Linked DNA regions of Homo sapiens: regions 1, 2, 3 and 5 are each linked to region 4. A link is a contact called in ENCODE Hi-C or POLR2A ChIA-PET data. All regions are on one chromosome and are shown on one strand. Each heading gives the region's core, a stretch centred on a gene start or an enhancer-like site at or near the end of the contact. The rest is flanking DNA. Distances are from core to core; before and after follow the strand shown.

Region 1 (2,700 bases), core at 114-2,613, 4.5 Mb after region 4:
ACTTGATATTCCCCCCAGGATCCCTGGGAAAGCATGGCCTGAGGCAGCTGCAGCCACTGGTTCTTCAGATGAAAAGTGGAAACTCAATACATCACCAGGTAGGAAATGAGTTCAGAGATTTTTACTTACAGATCTTGGACAGGAAGGGCGGAATGGGCTGGGAGGGCAGTCCTCCATCTCCGGGTTGCATGAGGCAGGAATGGAGTCAGGCAGAGAGAGAAAATGCATGTGGGAATTGGCAGTATATATAAGGGGTAGGGTGTGGGGTCACTTTGAGTTCCTGGGCAAAGGCCTAAATGGTGCTTTTAAGGGAAGCTTCGATAAAGTGGGGAACCCTGTCTGCTAGATAGGAGAGATGCCTTTAAATTCTTATCTCTGGCTGCTGGCCTGAGCCATTTGGGTGTGGTGTGGAACTAGAACTATCAAGGGTGACTGAGCCCTGCTTTGGGTATGAAAAAGTTGAATCTATTCAAAATGGATGCTGAGGCAACATGAAAGTATAAGAATTCACTTCAGGACTAGGACAGTTAATTGTGGAAAAGTAGCAAGATAAGGACTAGTATAACAAGGTTTGTACAGCTTTCCCTCAGCCTCAGCTCCCCATCTCTGGTGATAAGAATGAATGTCTTTCGTCCTCCTGGTATAAGGAGGGCACCTTTTTCATGGGAGTTAATCTCATGCTTTCAAGAAGAACAAGGAAGGTCACAGTGCCCTTCTTGCATGTGCTGTTTTTTTTAAGTGCCTTTAACTCAATCCATATGCCGAAGTAGCATATTTTTGGGTGCTTACCATGTGCCAAACATGGTCTTATATGCTTTTTAAGTATTAACTTTAATCCTGTGAACTGTTTGAGGCAGATACAGTTACTATTCCCATTTTACAGATGATGAAACTAAAGAACAGAGAGGTTGAGTACTTTGCCCAAGGTTGCAGAGTGAGCATGTGGCAGAGCTGGGACCCCAGCCCATGCAGCCTGATTCCCAGAGCTCTGAACCATTGTACTGCACTGCCTCTGGATAGCTTTGTGATATTTTTTGGGCTACCAAATTGTGTGTTTATAGAAGGATCAAACATATATTAATCTTTATATTCACCGGAATATGACTTAGCCGTCAAGACAGCCTGACAAACCGGCAAAATATGTCTTTGTAACATTACTCTTGTGCTTTGAAGAGGAATTTTTGACCAAAGATGCTCCCTGCTATCGTGTGTTAAATGCTGTGAGTTACCAGAGATCAATTGTTCCTAACGTAAAAAGGAAGTGCTAATCTAGTCACTGGCTGGCTCAGTATTGGTTTCATACTGTAAGATAGAACTAAAATAACAGCCTCGAAGGGTAAAAATAGTGGAGTCACATGAAGCATCAACCGTCATTTTAAAAACAGAATTGTAAGACCCATGAGGAAAGGTTAATTTCTTTTTCTGTTTGAAAAGAGTGGATGTTGGTAGACACTGGTCGTTTCTATTACGGCCTCCTGTAATTTTAGAAAACCGATATTTGTCATGACCTGAGGAAACATCTCATTCATGGCTTTTATAAGACATAGTCAAATTCAGCATCAACTCTCAGAAGATCTTTCTTGGAGTCTAGAAGGTAGGTGTGAGGATCGTTTCTTAATCAAAACTAGTGGCTCTCGCTTTTAGGTTTCCTAAGGGCTAGTATGCTTTTCAAAAATAATATTAGTAGCTAAATTGATCAAGCACTTAAACTGTTTGTCAGCGTTCTTCCAAAAGCTTTACATGAATTGACTCTTCGAATTCTTACTGCAATCATATGAAGTTCTGGTGCTATTATTCATCCCATTTAATAGCTAATGAAGTGTAGGCACAGAGAGGTTAAGTAACTTGTTCAAGGAGATACAGTGAGTAAGTAGCAGAGCTGAGATTCAAACTCAGACAGTTGGGCTTCAGACTTTTTGCTTTTAAGCAGTAAGCTCTATTATAGAGGCCTGCTGGTTCTTAGCCCAGGGAGATCTAAGACGTGTAAACCAGAATGCCTGCCCACACTGAGTAGGGATCTTCCCCACTCAGTCTACTAACTTGCATGCCAGTCTCCTCTGGAAACACCATCACAGACACAATCAGAAGGAAAGCTTTACCAGCTCTCTAGGCAGTCCTTCTTCCAGTCAAGTTGATACCTAAAGTTAACCATCACACCTTCCAAGACTGGTTGCTGCATAGGTGCTATAATGTGGTATCTCTGTACCACCAGAAGGGAGGTGAGGCGGGGGTAAGGAAGAGAAAAGCAGACAGATAAAGCTTCTGTTGCAGGTGCTGGTGGGCACTCAGTGAGTGGCGTGGCTATTGGACAGTGGGGATTCTGTATTTTGCACTGTGGGGGCATCTCTCAGAATGGCCAGATATTCTGCAACAGGGATGAATGAGAGTTAGTTTCACTAGAGCAATTGAGAGTTAGTTGCATTAGCAAGAGCAAACTAAGAGGGAACAAATAGTTTAATTATGGCTCCTAGCTGTGATAGCCAGCAAAGAGTACAACATTGCAGCCTAGATTTCTGTATCTTACTCATTTGCCCTTGATCAATTTGTTTAACTCAGTGCCCCATTTACCCAACAGTAAATTGCAGATGCTAAATGACTCATTACTTTGGCAGAGTCACTGGTTCTGTAATTAATTATGGAGCACTTTAAGATTGATGAATGCAAGGAGCTGTGCACACACGACCTGTACGAGCAGTTGTA
Region 2 (2,700 bases), core at 181-2,680, 3.2 Mb before region 4:
AATGCATTACATGCATGAGCATACATGTAAAAGTCGATCCTCACAGCTACCCTGTGAGGGAGAAAGACCAATGATATTATCCCTACTTAAACATGAGGAAAGGCTGCCTCAAGAAAGTAACTCTTCCAAAACCACGGGGCCACAAAGTAGGTGGGCAGTCATCAGAGACCAGGTCTCCTGAGTCTCTCCTTGGTCACTCCTTTCTGTATATCTTTCTCTTTGCTCTTGTTAACTTTTTTTGAATGGCTTCCTCATAGATTTCCTAGGTTCTTTCCACAAGAGACACCTAAGTGATGCAGGGTTTTTAGGGAAATTCCTGCAGACATCAGAAATACACCTGACAAATCCAGGTGTATTACTAGCAGGGTGTAAACTTACAGGCGGTGCACCACTCAAAACATTTCCCCTCTTTGCTACCAACTCCAGTTACCCAGAGATAATACCTCCTCACATCCTGCTTTGGAGGGGAGAGAATGAGAATGAATATGAATCAATAAATCATGGCCAGGGCCTCAATACACAGGACGGATTAAAATCCTCCCAGATAGAAACATGTTAGGCCGTCCCCACCCATGAACTGTTGTCTTTCCCCATAACCCCCATCCAAATATGGTGGCTATACTCTAAGTTTCTAGCAAAGCAACATAAAAGGTTAGGTTTGGGGGTCCCCCATACATATATGTGTAGAAGTATCCATCTACTTAACTCTGGGGGTTGGCGTCTCAAAACCAGTACATTTAATGCTGTATGTATGTGTGCACAGGGCTTAAGAAGATAAACAAGAAACCCCAAACGACAACAAAGAAACCCGTTAGCTGTGGTTATCTCAGAGTCCTTTCTTATTGAACTCAAAGTAGTAAAGGCTGGAAAGCAGTGGAGAGGCTTCAAAGGAGCTGGGCAAAGGTTAATTAAAGGCTGTCGTCCTACGCTTTGCGACATTTTTGTTACAAAGAGCATGGATGACTGCTACACTGAGAAGGCATTTTAATGTTTAAATCTATCCATTGGTCAACAGCAAGCCTGTCTGCACGGCCCACACAGACGCTCCTTGACGAGTCGGCCCAAGCTCTCCTCCACCCAATCTCCGGTTTGCAACTTTACCGTCGGGTGTTGACGGGAAGGGGGTGTGGGAGCGGGGTGGGTGGGAAGAGTCCCCGCGCCCCTCCCCGCCCGGTCTGACCCGGCCTGGCCTCACTTCCTCCCGCGGCCGCGCGGCCTCCCGGCAGTGCCCGAGCCCGGCCCGCGGGTACCGCCCAGAAGGCGAAGGCGCCACCACCGCCGCAGCTGGCCCTCTGGCTCCCACATCCGGACTCACCGGCAGCTCCAGCCGCCGTTGCCTCCGCCTCCAGCCGCATTGCCCTCAGGCCTCGAGTCCCCCACTAGCTCCTTCCGTCCAGGCACGGGCTCCGGCGCTAGAGCAGTTTGAAAATGGCGCGGAGGGACGATCGGGGCCGACACGGAGGAGGCGCCGCGGTTGCCCCGGTAACGGGAGCGGCGGACGATTAGCGGCTCGCGGCGGGGACGCGCTTGGCGACGATGGCGGAGCCCCAGTGCCCGGAAATGCAACGGCCCGGACAGCGCGAGGCCACGGCGCCCCCTGGAGGTCGGCGCCCGCGGCCAGCAAATGCCAAACCTCAGCTGGTGCCTGAGCTGGCATCCTCTTCCTCCTGTCGGCGGGAGGTGTGGATCACCTACTGCGTGCGGGGAACAAACGCCGCCCCAGTACCGGTCCCTGCAGCGGAGTAGCCTTCACCTGCAAGGTGAACGCCTGCTCACCACGTAATCCCCAAACGCAGATATCACGTTGTCTCTGCAACTTTCCCTGACAACCACCCAATGCAATTAATTATCCCACAATAGTATCTCCCGCAGGCTCTCTGTAGAACCATAGAATTCATCCATCAAAATACAATCATTTGTTGATCCGTCTCTCTCTGCCGCCCCCAAATGTGAATTCCTTGAGTCAGAGACTATTCTACTCAGCAAAACATTTGTGAGTGGAATTAAATTGAAATAAACCGTTATAGTCCACTCACAGATGGAAAACACATAGTAAAATCCTAGAATTCCATTTCTCCCCTGAAAATTTCCCAGACAGTCAGAGGGAGTTTCATTCTTTCCTGTTTACTTTTCTCCCAAATAGGCCTTCTGAGGCAGCAGAATAGGGAAGGAAGTCAGAAGACTGACCAGCTCATACCTATGGAATGCCTATCATACATACACTTAAAATTATGGCAAGCTCACGCAGGCGCACTAAGAGAGAAAAAACAAGAAAACAGATATGACAATTATAGGAAATCCCCTCCCTAGAGTTAAAGAAGTGTAGGAAGTGGGTATAAAAGAACAAAGGCTATATTAATCCAGGGCTGACACCACTTGAAGATAAGCCCGTTCCTCTCTCTGGTATATTCTTTGCTTAATAAATCTTGTGGGGTGGTTATTTGTGTGTCTCATCCAATTCTTTGTTCATAACACCAAGAACCTGGAACTCCCAACTTCCAATCTGGTAACATATTTTGGTGAGCCAGCCAGGAGGTAAGCCCAGAAGAACTGGGACTTTTTATTTTCTTTCTTTTTTGCTTCAGCTCTTTCACTTTGGTTTAAAGCTGCCTTCTGCTGGCACGGATTGGGCAGTTAAGAACGAAAAAGGCACTGGCCGCTTGAAGACTCCCATTGTTGCGGGAAAGCAGAGGACCAGAA
Region 3 (2,700 bases), core at 201-2,700, 3.7 Mb before region 4:
AGCTAGGATTACAGGCATACGCCACCACGTCCAGCAAATTTTTGCATTTTTAGTAGAGCCGGGGTTTCACCATGTTGGTCAGGATGATCTCGATCTCCTGACCTCGTGATCCGCCCGCCTGGGACTCCCAAAGTGCTGGGGATTACAGGCGTGAGCCACAGCGCCCGGCCTGAGTCTACAGCTTTTTAAAATCTGAATTCAGTTACTTTCTATGTGGAAAAGAATGTACCCAGCAGCCACAAAAGCAATTTGCCTCACTATACATATAGCAACTGGGTGTGTGGAAAAAACCAGCATTTGTTTTTTTCCAGCATAAATAGCAAGAACAATCTTTCCTGATAGTGCAACTTTTTTGCCTAAAGGTTTTGGAGTTCTTCAAAGCCATCGTGGCATCAAAGACTACTGGAACGAACACACACACACACACACACACACACACACACACACACACACCATCATGGCATCAAAGACTACCTAAAAACAGCCCCCCTCCCCAGCCATCATGGAATCAGACTACTTCAACACGCGCGCGCACACACATACACACCCATGACATCAAAGACTACTTAAACACGCACACGCACGTACACACACCCCAAGCTATCGTGGCATCAAAGACTACTTCACGCGCGCGTGCACACACACACACACACCATGGCATCAAAGACTACTTACACACACGCCCCCTAGACAGGTTTTTCTTTTTCTTTTTTGAGACGGAGTCTCGCTTTGTCGCCCAGGCTGGAGTGCAATGGCGCGATCTCGGCTCACTGCAACCTCCGCCTCCGGGTTCAAGCGATTCTCCTACCTCAGCCTCCTGAGTAGCTGGGGATTACAGGCGCGCGCCACCACGTCCAGCTAATTTTTTGTATTTTTAGTAAGAGACGGGGTTTCGCCATGTTGGCCAGGCTGGTCTCGTACTACTGACCTCAGGTGATCCGCCCGCCTTGGCCTCCCAAAGTGCTGGGATTACAGGCGTGAGCCACCAGGCCCGGCCTCTAGACAGGTCTTTCAAAAGTTTCAATTATTAACCTTCTTAGAAAGGTCATTAACCTAACGGGCAAAGCAAGACTCAGGTTTTGACGAATCAAGACTGATTTGCTTGTATTTTGCAATAGCTATTGATTATAAATAATACTTCCAGGCACCTTTCCACCCCTTGGCCATTTCTCGTTCTCCTCTACTTTGCTCCTTCTCCCCATCCCCGAGGCAGTAAAGTTCGGGGAGGCCCGGGAGCGCCTGGGCCACGTGTGCGCCCGCGCGGCTGCCTAGAGGCGCTGCTGCAGGGAGGCGGGACAGAGTTTCGCGGCTCGCACGTGGCCGCGAGCTCACGGCCTGGGGGTCAGGGAGACCGTGAAGGGCCCGGATCCCTGTTACTCACCCTCAGCTGTCGCCATTATCCTAAGTGGGCTGAGGGCTGCGACCGCGCCGGGAAGCGAGGCAGAACTCTAGAAAAGAGGGGTGGTCAGAGAGCTTCGCTGGGCGGGGAAGGAGGCGGGGCCGCGCGACCCTGCGCCACTCTTTTCGAGCTCCGCTACAGCCGCCTAACCCGGAGGGGTATGGGCGGAGACTGAAACGCGGATATCGGACGAAACAACGCCCCACTGGCTTCCCGCCGCGCAGGCGCAGAGACGCGACCCCGCCTCCGGGCCGCCCCGCGCTGGCGCAGTGCCCGGACAGGCGAAAAGTGGCGCGCACTGGCGGCCCCTCCCCACTCTGCGGAAGCTCGCATACCCCGGCCCCTTCTCGGCTGCGGGAGCGACTCAGAAGTTGGAGCGTACCAAGTCTTGACGGCCTGGGGGAAGCATGCAGGGAAGGGCATATGAAGGCTAAATGCTCTGAAAGAGAAATGAGGTTAAGTCCGTTACTCCCATTACGCTACTGTTGGGTGCTGGAAAATAACGGAGATTTCCACGTGCAGCAAATACAGCTTTCCAGGCAGCTCTTAGGGGAAGGCTAGCTCCACCCTACAGCATCCGTGACCCCGCCCCTCAGCCGCGGGACCGCCCCTCCGCCCTCGCTCGTTGGTGGACTCGGAGGGGGAGGAGCAGGGCTGAGCTGGCCACGCCACCTAGGGACAGCGCGCGCCGCCGCAGTAGCTGGGGCCACCCTCGGGAAGGAAGAGCCTGTCGCGAGCGCGAGCTTCTGAGCTCGACGGGCCGAGCTGGCAGCTGGTTGGTGCTTACACCTTGGCCGCAGCGGCAGGTCCTTCCACGTGCTTTCGGCGGCGACATGGAGCTGGAGGAGTTGGGGATCCGAGAGGAATGTGGCGTGTTCGGGTGCATCGCCTCAGGAGAGTGGCCCACGCAGCTGGATGTACCGCATGTGATCACTCTGGGACTCGTGGGGCTGCAGCACCGGTGAGCAACAGGGTGGGGGTGGCGGGGGCGTGCGTCTCCATCTCTCGGAGCCGCTTCCCGCAGTCGGCGTTCTCATGAGCGCCCGAGGGCCCGGGAGGACCGACCTCTCCGACCTAAGCCAGTACCTGCCTGTGGCGTCGACCGGGTTGCCTAGGCGTGCACGAGGGGCACCTCGCTTCCATGAACTTTAGCCTGTCCTGCCCACCCTCCCAGCCACTTATGCCTTTTAGGGGCTCTCTCCCTCCCCGCCCCCCGGTGTGTGCACCCATCCAGAGGCTGGCCAGCTTGTAAACCGCCGGTTTGCTTGGTCTAGCTGGGTCAGGGCTCCTCCCCGACTGCA
Region 4 (2,700 bases), core at 38-2,537:
CCAGCATTGTCACTGCTCTAGCTCCTGTGGCACTGCACGGACACGTGGTTGCTACAAGTTAGTACGCATATTTGGCCTTATTAGAGGCACTTTCCTATTGTAACTGAAGGGATAGTTGGCTTAAGTCAATTGAAATACCAGCAACAGGACATTCCAGCTTCAATGGCTTGTGCCTGTAGTTGTCAACCTATAGAAAGAAAAGTTTTAAAATGACGTTTTAACCAAAGAAAACTGAAATGTATTGCTTGTTCTATAAACTGTAAAGAAAATCACAAAGGCGCTCAAGTTGTAACGAAACTTTTTCTGGTTCAGTTGTGACTCCAGACAGGATCCAAAGAGGAGCTTTCCAGTCTCTTCTCTGGGTTTTATGGAGACTTACTTTACCCTTCTGTGTTAGCCTCTTAAAGCACTGGGTCAACCTTAAAAGGGCACAGGAAAGGGTGCTTTGTGATTTTTTTTCTTTGATTTTTACAGGGTTCACTACTATTTTCCGCGTTGCTCTCAATACCTCGTGGATCTCTGCTTCTCTAAGTCTGAAACCACACTAGAAACACAGCTGTTTTGTTTGGTGAGCCCCTACATGGATGTTTCCTTCCAGTTAAGGGGAGCCGGATTCGGACCTTGGCGACAAACAGACGCCGGGGAACCCTCCGGTCCCACTGGCCACGTGCTCCAGGCTGACTCATTCCTTCCCCCACCCCGCTCAAGGCTAGGAACATACCTGCGCTAAGAACTGAGGCAGCTGCACTTCCGCAGACGTAAGAGACGAACTCCTGGAGCTCAAGGTCGGCTGGGGTTGGGTTCCTGTCCCGCACGCGTGGCCCGCCCGAAACCCGCTACATAGTGGCGCGTCAGCCCTGGGGAAGCAAAGCGCAAAATTGTTACGGTGCCCAGACCTGCGCCGGGAACCTCCGGCTGTTCCGCTGGGCGCGGCGCCTGTGCCTCGCGCAGCCCCGGGACGGGCACCGCCGCCCGCCCCCCGGGCCGCCGAGGGCTGCTCTACCCCTCCGTTCTGGCCGCCGGGAGCAGAGGAGCTCGAGGCGGGCAAAGCTCGTGGGGACACCGGGCGAGCCCAGCCCCTGATCGGACCCACGGGCCGGCCGGGCGCCCTCCCCGCGGGAGACCGAAAGCCGAAGACTGGAGATGCACTCACCGCGCAACTCCAGCTGACAAAGAGGCCTGCGACCTGCGACGGGCGCACAAACCAGAGAGGCGGCGCGGGGCGGGGAGGGAAGCAGGAGGGTCGCGAGGCCCGCAGCCAATCCCGGGAAGACTCTGGGCAAGGGCGGGGCGCGCAGCCGATCCCCTGGAGAGGTCGGGTAGCTCAGCCAATCCCGGGAAGATCCTGAGCGGGGCGGGGTGGAGGGCCGCGGCACGCACAGCCAATCCCGGATGGGGCGGGACGGGCCCGGCCATTGGCTGTCGGTGTCCGGGGCCGGCCTAGGTGTGGCTCATGCAGTAGCACGGGGATAAGCCATGTCTGCGCGCGGAGCATCCTTCTCTGAATTAGATTTTTCAGGCTACCTACCAATCCCCGGCGTTGGTGATTTTGGTGCTCTTGGGCCCTAGACCCTTCCTCGGGTGCCCTTCTGGAGAGGGCATCGAGGTTACTCCAGGGTTGGCCTAAGGCCCTGGGATTCCCTTTCTTAAAGCCACACTAATCCGGTGTGTGTTCATCATCTGTGTCCGCCTAAACCGTAAGCTTAAAGAGAAGCCACGACCATGTCTTGTTCAACAAGCTCACTCCCGTGGCCTCTCCTAAAGCTAGAAGGACTACCTCCTTTCCTCATGCTCCCTCTTTATTCATTTACAGAGTCCAATAAGTAGACCATAATCAGCTGGAGGGTAGGAGTTGGGGAGGTTGAGAAGGCAACCATAGCAATCTCAAGGTAACAGGCTCAAACTTGGCAAACAAATAAGTAGAAGAAAATTGGAGTATATGCTAAAAGGAGAACTTCTATTGCTGTTTCACGTACTTACCATCTGCTAACAAATCTAATCCTCAAAATATATTTAATCATCTCCAAATTATAGATGGGGAAATAATTATGTTATGTAACTTGCCCAAAGTCACAGAGCAGCTAGCCAGTGGTAGATCCAGGATTTGAACTCAAGCAGCCTGAAGGCAGAGCCCCTCAAACAACATGCTACCTAGCCTTTCCCCAGGTGTTGGGGGTGGAGCAGGAAGGGAAACCAAAAAATAGCCTACACTTGGTTAACAGATCAAGACAGGCAGCTCTGGTGGGGTGTGGCTTTGTAAACAGAAAGAACAACTCGTCCAGAGCCCCAAGATAAAACAGGAAAGGGCTTTACCTGTTTAAGGACTCCCAGAAATGGAACTTAAGGAGCAGAGTGGCCTGAGATGAGAATGGCTTGGGGCCAGACCATGCAGGAAACCCTGGAAGAGTTTTTTTGTTTTGTTTTGTTTTTGAGATGGAGTCTCGCTCTGTTGCCCAGACTGGAGTATAGTGGCACGATCTTGGCTCACTGCAGCCTCCACCTCCCAAGTTCAAACTATTCTCGTCTCGGCCTCCCGGGTAGTTGGGATTACAGGCATGCACCACCATGCCTGGTTAATTTTTGTATTTGTGAAAGAGTTTATACTTTGTGCTAAGAATGATGGAAAGCTGTTCAAGTGTTTTGTTTGTTTGTTGTGTGTGTGTGTGTGTGTTTTAACAGGGGAATGATAGGATCTGATGT
Region 5 (2,700 bases), core at 73-2,572, 4.4 Mb after region 4:
AAAGATGGATGTGATAACTGTCAATTCAGAGCTCTGCAAAACGCCAGACTCAATTCTTGTTTTAGAAAATAAGAGCCAGGGCTCGTTCCACCCTTGACTCTTCACACAGAGTAACAAAAAAAAAAAAAAAAAAAAAAAAGCAGCACCATCCTCTGCCCTCTCTTCACACAAAGCAAGGTTTACCCCACTACCCAAAGGGGAGTGCTGATTCATACGGTCTCCCCATCCCCGCCAGAAATGGGTCCCAAACACCAACCGCTGCATAGACGTAGACGACTCTGGTCTGCCCCTGACCCCCACACCTGGTGATACCTCATCAAGCAGACCCCTCTCCTACATCCAGAATGCCCAGGGCCACCATCCGAAAGCCAGTATCTTACACAAAGCAGGATCCCTGCCTACAAAGCAGTTTCCCACCTCCGACTCCTCCCCAGGCGAACAGCCCTTCTCAAGCTGCCCCAACCCACAGACCCCAATAGGGTCCAGCACTCAGAAGGTCCACAATCCAAAGGACAACGAGCTACAACCCTGTTACTTGCGCACGCCTCGAACCCCCAACTCCAGCTGACGTTCCCTCTGCCAAAGCAAGAAAACCACAAGTCGCCACAGGAGAGCGGACCCGGCTACACAAAGCGAGGCGCCCGACCAGAGGGACCCTCAGAGGACGCTCTCCGCCCCCGGGCCCGTCCCCGCCCAGCTCCTGCCCGGCGCCTCGCGCTCACCAGCTCTCCTCCTCCTCCTCCCAGCCTGACAGGCGCTCCAGCTCGTCGGGCCGCAGCGGCTCCACCTCGTCCAGCAAGCCGCCCTCGCCCGCCGCTAGCAAGGAGGTGGCGTCCCGCAGCTCTTCGCTACTCGTCCGCCTCGGGCCCGACCCGGGCCCGCCGCCCGACTTGGCGCTGAGGCCCAAGGGGAAGCCCCGAGGAGACGCCGCGCCGGAGGAGGGAATGGACGCGCCGGCCCGAACCGGGCTGCCGGGCCCAAGGGAGCCGGCGCCCTGCACGGCCCCCGAGCGGCTCCTCAGCTGTTCGTTCTGCTTCTCCAGCTTCTTCACCAGCTCCTGCAGCTTCCGCACCTCCTGGTCCGCGTTCACGTTGGAGTTAACGTCCTCCATCCCGGCCCCGCCGCCGCCGCCGCCTCCGCCGCCCGCTCGCTCTCGCAGCGACAGGGAAAGAGACGGAGGAAAGAGGCGTCGCCGCCGCTCACTCTAGCCGAGGCGCCGGCATATAGCAGGACCAGGCCCCACCGCCAGGGTCCCCCCACCTCGGGTTCCAAAGCGCCGCTGGCCCCAGCCGAACTGCCTCATCTGCGCCGGCTCCGGGATTGGGGGAGGCGGCGCCAATATCCGGCCCCTGCCGCCATCTTCCCTCCGTCCCTCCGCCCCCCGCGGGCCGGCCCAGTCGGTGACCTCAGAGCGTCGGGGGTGGACGCGGCCGCCGGCGGGCGCTGAGAGGACCCGGCGCCAGCTCGCGGCGGGGCGGGGCCACGGACGGGGCCTATGGGGCGGGGCCGGTGCTTGAGGGGCGGGGATTAGGCCGGAAGGGGCGTGTCGGCGGATGTGGGACGCGGCCGGGCTGGCTAGGGAGGGTCCCTGCAGAACGGGAGGCCAGCAGAAGGCTCGCGGCGGGCGGGGCTGAGGTGGCTAACAAGGTCCTCGAACAGCCTCGCCTGTTGGTCTGGGCGTGTGGGCGTGTTCTCCACCCCTTACAGGGAGTGTGGGACCCGCGGGCCAGTCTCGCCCTTGTTCCGGGCCGGATCTCGAGTGGGCGCTCAGCCCGGCGGTGGAGAGACAGTTTACTTTGTTCAGCAAATATTTAATCGATGCCGACTTTTAATTGGAGATTGTCTCGGCTGGCAGGAGCCTCTAGACTGCCTGTGTCCTGTTTCTTCCCCTGAAAATAAGAAACCCCAGTTTCAGACAGTTAAGAGAGGTCTAAGGTCAAAATAATCATAATTTCTTGAGTGCTTCCTACTGGCCAGACAGTGTGCTAAGCACTTTTAAAGGCATTATCTCATCGGTTAAAACATAGTTTTCCCGACTTAAAGTTTACAGCACACTGGGGCGGAAGCGGGGGATAGTAAACCGCTTCTCTACTCCCTTTCTCCGTTTATTGACTCACACTCTGTTCTTTGGATCACTTCCTTCGGAAAAAGTTCCTCGTAGTGTGTCTTGACTTTTTTAAAAGTTGTATGTTAAAAGTAGTTAAACACGCTGACAGATACTGAAGAATGAAGAAAATTGTAAGAATGTGAAGTCTGCCTTTAGAATGCGGCAGGAAACCTAAACAAAACTTAAATGCTTTGTTTTGATCACATTATCACAGTCGTTGGTCTTCAGAGGTCAATTGTGAACGGCTTTGGCTTGTGTTTGCAGCTTTTCTTCAGTTGCCGCCTCCACCCTTAGTTTAATAACAATGATCCAGTCCTGTTACACCTGAGTGTGGACTCATGCCATGACTGACTTGCTTCTACCCTTTAGCTTTTCTAGTGCCATATTCTCCGCCTGCCATATCTGATTCTTTTCTTAAATCCCATACTCTCTCATTCAGGAAACCTCTTCCCAACAATTCCACAAAGATCTAATTATTCTGCATATTCTAGCACTACGTGATCAATAGTTCTCAATAGGTGTTTGCACTTTTTTTTAAATTGCTTTTTTCTCTAAGAATTATTTTTCGTTTGTTTTTGTCTGTTTACTTGATT

Evidence for each region. A loop is a pair of places that touch in the nucleus more often than their neighbours do. ChIA-PET counts read pairs that join two places held with the same protein, here RNA polymerase II (POLR2A). Pooled maps may share reads with other maps.
Region 1: a loop to region 4 is called in a pooled map, with 4 times the contacts of the local background. The contact joins the enhancer-like site here to the promoter of DANCR in region 4. A Hi-C loop is called at or near these places in 1 of 37 single-sample maps with no recorded cell type and 2 of 50 pooled maps. POLR2A ChIA-PET finds 5 or more read pairs at or near these places in 1 of 52 experiments (OCI-LY7).
Region 2: a map of CD8-positive, alpha-beta T cell shows a loop between it and region 4 (7-fold over the local background). The contact joins the promoter of CEP135 here to the promoter of DANCR in region 4. A Hi-C loop is called at or near these places in 1 of 168 maps with a recorded cell type or tissue (CD8-positive, alpha-beta T cell), 1 of 37 single-sample maps with no recorded cell type and 10 of 50 pooled maps.
Region 3: a loop to region 4 is called in a map of CD8-positive, alpha-beta T cell, with 12 times the contacts of the local background. The contact joins the promoter of PAICS here to the promoter of DANCR in region 4. A Hi-C loop is called at or near these places in 3 of 168 maps with a recorded cell type or tissue (CD4-positive, alpha-beta memory T cell, CD8-positive, alpha-beta T cell and naive thymus-derived CD4-positive, alpha-beta T cell), 1 of 37 single-sample maps with no recorded cell type and 12 of 50 pooled maps. POLR2A ChIA-PET finds 5 or more read pairs at or near these places in 1 of 52 experiments (CD4-positive, alpha-beta T cell).
Region 5: a loop to region 4 is called in a map of CD8-positive, alpha-beta T cell, with 19 times the contacts of the local background. The contact joins the promoter of SLAIN2 here to the promoter of DANCR in region 4. A Hi-C loop is called at or near these places in 2 of 168 maps with a recorded cell type or tissue (CD8-positive, alpha-beta T cell and naive thymus-derived CD4-positive, alpha-beta T cell) and 8 of 50 pooled maps. POLR2A ChIA-PET finds 5 or more read pairs at or near these places in 5 of 52 experiments (BJ, CD4-positive, alpha-beta memory T cell, T-cell and 2 more).

The regions. Positions count from the first base shown.
Region 1 is chr4:48,195,519-48,198,218 of GRCh38, reverse strand. All of the region lies in intron 2 of TEC (tec protein tyrosine kinase), which reads left to right. Among named protein-coding and RNA genes, the nearest start is that of TXK, 63 kb to the right of the region's middle. RefSeq lists enhancers at 287-456, 2,016-2,065, 2,086-2,135. Within about 2 kb of position 1,363, at least 3 of the 41 ENCODE cell types and tissues checked have a DNase peak (open chromatin) inside an H3K27ac peak, as active enhancers do; they include OCI-LY7, where a contact is called at or near this core.
Region 2 is chr4:55,947,675-55,950,374 of GRCh38, reverse strand. CEP135 (centrosomal protein 135) reads right to left here and starts at 1,430. Exons shown (of 26, transcript NM_025009.5): 1 at 1,316-1,430. It overlaps EXOC1-AS1 (EXOC1 antisense RNA 1), which reads left to right and starts at 2,363. Exons shown (of 5, transcript XR_941069.4): 1 at 2,363-2,535. RefSeq lists silencers at 1,025-1,484, 1,535-1,674 and enhancers at 889-1,853, 2,472-2,621.
Region 3 is chr4:56,435,010-56,437,709 of GRCh38, reverse strand. It overlaps PAICS (phosphoribosylaminoimidazole carboxylase and phosphoribosylaminoimidazolesuccinocarboxamide synthase), which reads right to left and starts at 1,450. Exons shown (of 9, transcript NM_001079524.2): 1 at 1,382-1,450. The coding sequence starts at 1,397. PPAT (phosphoribosyl pyrophosphate amidotransferase) reads left to right here and starts at 2,095. Exons shown (of 11, transcript NM_002703.5): 1 at 2,095-2,360. The coding sequence starts at 2,233. RefSeq lists enhancers at 480-1,363, 2,211-2,390 and silencers at 1,491-1,780, 1,921-2,120.
Region 4 is chr4:52,710,981-52,713,680 of GRCh38, reverse strand. DANCR (differentiation antagonizing non-protein coding RNA) reads right to left here and starts at 1,287. Exons shown (of 5, transcript NR_145129.1): 1 at 1,154-1,287; 2 at 722-857; 3 at 139-187. MIR4449 (microRNA 4449) reads right to left here and starts at 999; the gene lies at 934-999. It overlaps SNORA26 (small nucleolar RNA, H/ACA box 26), which reads right to left and starts at 432; the gene lies at 311-432. RefSeq lists an enhancer at 604-653 and silencers at 904-1,473, 648-1,481.
Region 5 is chr4:48,340,151-48,342,850 of GRCh38, reverse strand. SLAIN2 (SLAIN motif family member 2) reads right to left here and starts at 1,322. Exons shown (of 8, transcript NM_020846.2): 1 at 723-1,322. The coding sequence starts at 1,111. RefSeq lists silencers at 842-1,151, 1,292-1,631 and enhancers at 462-1,375, 1,782-1,901.